2 separate regions of the Mus musculus genome follow, and region 1 is linked to region 2. Evidence: chromatin loops called from intact Hi-C (ENCODE). Cell type or tissue: heart. All regions are shown on one strand. Region 1 overlaps 5730403I07Rik (RIKEN cDNA 5730403I07 gene). Region 2 overlaps Gclc (glutamate-cysteine ligase, catalytic subunit).

Region 1 (2,500 bases), 390 kb before region 2:
TAAGCCAGGCATTTCTTACTTTCCTTTGAGCAACTTGATGTTTCAGCGAGGGACCCTTAAAAAGACAAAAACATCTTGTCAGAACTTTCCACCCACATTTCACATACAACGTCAAAGGGAAGAACAGAAAACCACCCAGCTGAGGAGACACTGGACCCAGGCTGGGTCACTGCATATTTGCTGACTCATGGACTTCGCTGGTGTTTGATTTCTTCCTGTGACAAGAATCAGCAAGGACTACGTGGGATCATTGCATCGGCGTTACTTTTTAGATGTCCACACCGCATAACTTGGAGAATGAGTATATGCCACCGGACCTTGTGGTAAAAGTCAGGGGTTAAAAAATAATAATAATAATAATAATAATAATAATAATAATAATAATAATAAAACAAAAATTTTTAAAAAGGCTTCTCTGAGTATTTTCTCTCAAGAGCCCAGAACTTGAGACTGCTTTTATAACTGATGGAAATTAACTATATCATCTCAAAACTAGGCAGTACCCCCAATCCGCTCAACCTGCACAGCATCCAGAGCCGACTCGAGCACACAGACTTCTTCTAGTCCTGCTGGGGAATGGGCATACTATATGGCTGTGGCCTCGAGGGGGCACACAGACACTTTACTTGAGAAGGGAACACACAGAATATACATCACAACCACTGCGTGGAAAGGAGCAATCCAAGAATTCAGAAGCTCTAAAACAGAGCTGAGTTCAGAGGACCCTAAACAGTTAGCCTGTGCCGGGAAGCCATCCTGTGACTTCACACACCTGGCTGTGGCGTGGTTTCCTCACTACATGGAGCCAAGACTGCGCTCATGTCATCTATGTGATGGTCACTAAGGACAACCTTGGTCGGCACTATTTTCCTACAGGTAAGAACCAAGCATATGGGATGGGAGTTGTTTCAGCCTCAAATGAACGAAAGAAAAGGTAAGGGTTAGCTGACTGAAAGAGATCCTTGGGGTTGTGGAAACAGTTCTGTCAGTAAAGGGTCTGCTGTACAAGGCTGAGGGCCTGACCTCAGATCCCCAGCGCACCCAGAAGCCAGGCATGGAAGCTGCTGCTGCTGCTTGTGGTAAGGGGAAGACAGAGGGAATAGGAGAAAGGCAGATTCCTGAAGTTCATCTGCCAGTCAGCCTACCTGACTGATGAGTTCCAGGCTTGGGGAAAGACCCTCAAAAAGTGAAGTGAACCTTATATTGACCTCTGACCTACACACACACAGGTGCACACACACTTACCTCACCACACATAGACTAGAAAGGGTTCCTGGATATACAGTTTTCTCATCTGAAGTAAGACTGGAAGGAATGAGGAGAACCTCAGTCAACCATAAGGGGGAGGAATAAGCCAGGAGCATTCAGAACACGAGGAGAGGCACTGTCTGTCCTTTTAAAATAAGAAATGATACTTCAAGGGTGGTCAGCCATTACAGACCTGAGCCGCAGCTGGAGTGTGGAGAGCTAAGCACTAGATGGCCAGGTTTTAAACTTCAGGCAAGGGTAGGCCTTTGAGGGCAGCTGGGAGGAGATGGCAGGTTGTGAATGACATGTTCACAGGGCTGATTCTGCAGCACTTGGAGCTGTGGCTTGAGGAAAGAGACTTGGGGGGTGCGGGGGAAAGGCCAGGCACAAAGGGATAGCAAGAAGGACAGCATCCAGAGGTGCTCACAAAGGAACTACCAAGGGACCTTAGGAGCTGATTTGAGATGAGAGACAAAGATAGGAGACAGTAACATTTCCAAGAGCAGTGATGAATCCAGAGACATAAATCAAAACAGCTGTCAGGAGACCTGGAGAGACCAAAATTCTACTCTGGAAAAAAAGACTTGAAGGAAACAAAACAACATCCAAAAATCGAACCTCGAAAGAACAGATGGAGATAGGAAATTGCTGCCGAGAAGAAATTTAAGCTTGAAAAAATAGGTTAGGGATCCTAAGGTTGTGGAAGCAAAGGAAATGAACACATAAGGCACATAAGACACAATGAAATAGACATGTGTCGTGAGCAAGGCTTTCTCAGGGGAGTCTGATGCCTCACATAAGCGGGAGGCATGGAGAAGTGCTCATGGGACAGAGGGGGGCATCTGGTGTTGTGTTTTGGTCTACATCGATAAAGAAAATGTATAAACAGATCTAGAGCTAGAAGTCCAGAGAGAGCTTTGTACCAGCTGGGTGTATCATCATACAGGAATCTCTTCCAAGAAGATTCTATGTGGTTCCAGCCATACCCGCTGTATTGTTATGGGTAACTTTTGTTGTCGATAATAGTGACGTCTCTTCCGTGGCTGTTTGATTTGGGCTTACTGTCCCAGAAGCTAAAAGTCTATCATCATCACAGCAAGGAAGCGTGACGGGAGGAGGGCACAGTGAATGGAGCAGCGATCTGGGGACTCATATCCAAAACCACCAAGGGGAAGCAGACAGAGAAACTGCACCGAGAATGACACAAGGATTTGAAACCTCAACACCTGCCACCAGTGACATACGTCCTCAA
Region 2 (2,500 bases):
AAATAAGTGAACCTTGGTTTCATAATTTATCAAACCTCATCTATCTAAAGTGTTGCTGCAATTTAGAGTCAGTTCAAAAATCTGAGAGGAATTTTTTTTCCTCTCTTTGTGCTGTTAAAATTGTGAGTTTGAATTAGGACCAGTGACTGCAAGTGTCGGTGGCCATAATGTGCGCATCAGGTAAGAATCAGTCTGTGTTTTGGATCGGGGGCTGAAGCAAGTGATTTTGAGACTTCAGTGATAACCAAAACCTAAGTTCTTAAATTTGACTAAAATCATTGGAATTTTCATGAGTAATGTTAGAATTAGCTGGACTGTGGTTGCCATGAACACCTGTGCTGACTAGGTGAGCAAGAAGGGGTGGTCCCCAGGCAGAGCGCAGGAACTGCTGCTCACCAGTCCCCTTTCAGGAAACCCTTAGGGTAGCATGTCACGTGCCATGAGCCAGTCTCGGATTTTTAGTTTGCGGTAGGATTCAGTTCCATTCAGTTCGATGTGCTCAGATTCTAATGTGGCAGTTGTTGGGTGACCTGTCCTTTTGTTTGCTTGCTGTAGTACTCTAACAAGAAACATCCGGCATCGGAGAGGAGAAAAGGTTGTCATCAATGTGCCAAGTAAGTGGGTGGGGCTGGGCTGGGGCTGGGGCAGCATAGTCCAACCGGCAGCCTTGATTCTCAGCTCCTCTTCTTTTCATTAATAATGCAGTATTCAAGGACAAGAATACACCATCTCCATTTGTAGAAACATTTCCAGAAGATGCGGAGGCATCAAAGGCTTCTCAGCCAGACCATATCTACATGGATGCCATGGGATTCGGGATGGGCAACTGCTGTCTCCAGGTATTGCCTGTGTTGTATGGAGACTTAAATGTCCTCTTCACTATGCATGTGTCTGGTTTAAAGTCACCTTCTAATCTGATTCGAAAGATAGCTTACCTTCTGAAAAATGATGTTGCTTTAGTAAAGTCTTTTGTAGCTGTCTTTTGACTGAAAATTCACAGTTTACCACAGAGGTGTGTGGTTGTTACTAAACTTGGTATCTATTGGTAAACAGATGTTGGTGAATGCCCTTTTTAGATGCCTGATTTTTTACCGCCATCTAGTGACAGCCTTTGAGGATATTATACAAGGCTCAGATCTCTATTTCTGAAAATGACCTCTGGTGAGAGAATCCAGTGACTTTATGATCCAAGGGCAAAGGTTGTTTGGCATTTAAATTTTTATTCTTGTGCAAAGCTACCTCGTGGTTTAAAAGGAATAAATATTTAACAGTCTTTGCCTTGCCCCTGGCTAAATTACACTAGAGATACAATAGTATTTCTCTGTTCGAACAGTTAAAATTTTTGCTGGGACTAATCAAATAACTGATGGCCTCCAACAGTGACTGCACCAGGCTCCCTCAGGAGCAGAGTGGGGAGTGCAGTCTCCCAGCCCACACAGGCCCGTGGTCGTCTCTGCCCTTGCTGCCTCCATGCTGAGCTGGCTTACTTAGTTAAACTGACTGTAGCCACAGCACAAAGGGCACAAAACTCAGCATTCTTTTCTTAGGGCTGCAGCTGTACACACAGTTGTCACATTAGCCTCCCAACTGTTATTTTTGAAAGTACAGATAATTTAGATTTAATACCCAAGTCAGACTTTCCCATGCTACATGTTTCTATAGCATGAAAAGGTATTTTGTTTCCTTTGCATATTTAAGTAGAATCAGATATGTAGCCTCCAAACAGACGCCAGAATGTTCCCTTAAGAACGGTCACACATCATTTAAAACAAGGCTGACTTTTGACTGTGTTACCCGCTTTCTTATCTTAAGTACAAACATTTCTGGAATTAATCATTAAGCTGCAGCACTTAAAATGTGTGGCTTCAGTATTCTGGGAGTGTTCTTGGAACCCAGCCCTTCCTTGGCTTAATATTGAACCAGGGTCTTTCAGGGTTGCACAAAGTGACAGTCTCGCTTGAGACACTTGATTTATGCAAATAAGTGAGTCCTACTGGTGGGGACAAGCATTTTCATGTAAAGACACAGTTGTCTAATCTATTTAAGGTATGAGTTTAGTACTTCCCCCAACATAACCAGTTACAGTATCCCACTTCAAAAGGTTGTAGTGACACAATGAGATGAACTCAGAAGTAGCTACAAAAGTCCCTGCCTTATATCTTCTGACTGGGACCTGAAAGAAGTATTTATTATAGAAAAGCACAAAAAGAAATGGTAAGTACTTTTTTAGTTAATAGTAGACTTAACTGGACAAAACAAAACTCCTCCAAGTTTGTGAGCTTGCTGAGTGCTATAGTGCTTGCCTGGCATCCCAGTGCTACAGAGGGAGTGTGAGCTCAGGCCAGTGTGGGTTCCATATCCAGACCATCTCAGAGAAGTAAATCTTTACACTTCAGAAAAAGGCCATGGCCTGCTATGGATTTTTTTTCCTCCTCCTTTTTTCTACTTAAGAGAATTATGTGGTTTCAAAACCAGATTCTAGGTAAGTGTCGGGTTTGGT

What was found. A loop is a pair of places that touch in the nucleus more often than their neighbours do. Peaks named below come from ENCODE experiments on the same cell type or tissue, not always from the same donor. Only the 100,000 strongest peaks of a DNase experiment are listed, where the experiment ranks them.
Region 1: it touches region 2 in a loop (3-fold over the local background); 2 of 42 quality-filtered maps call a loop at or near these places.

The regions. Positions count from the first base shown.
Region 1 is chr9:77,388,976-77,391,475 of GRCm38, forward strand. It overlaps 5730403I07Rik (RIKEN cDNA 5730403I07 gene), which reads right to left. Exons shown (of 4, transcript NR_040378.1): 2 at 1-55. Among named protein-coding and RNA genes, the nearest start is that of 5730403I07Rik, 9.2 kb to the right of the region's middle. In heart, a CTCF peak has its summit at 1,325; no DNase peak of the experiment used is centred here.
Region 2 is chr9:77,780,529-77,783,028 of GRCm38, forward strand. It overlaps Gclc (glutamate-cysteine ligase, catalytic subunit), which reads left to right. Exons shown (of 16, transcript NM_010295.2): 5 at 556-614; 6 at 706-839. Among named protein-coding and RNA genes, the nearest start is that of Gclc, 27 kb to the left of the region's middle. In heart, a CTCF peak has its summit at 1,099 (motif pointing left); no DNase peak of the experiment used is centred here.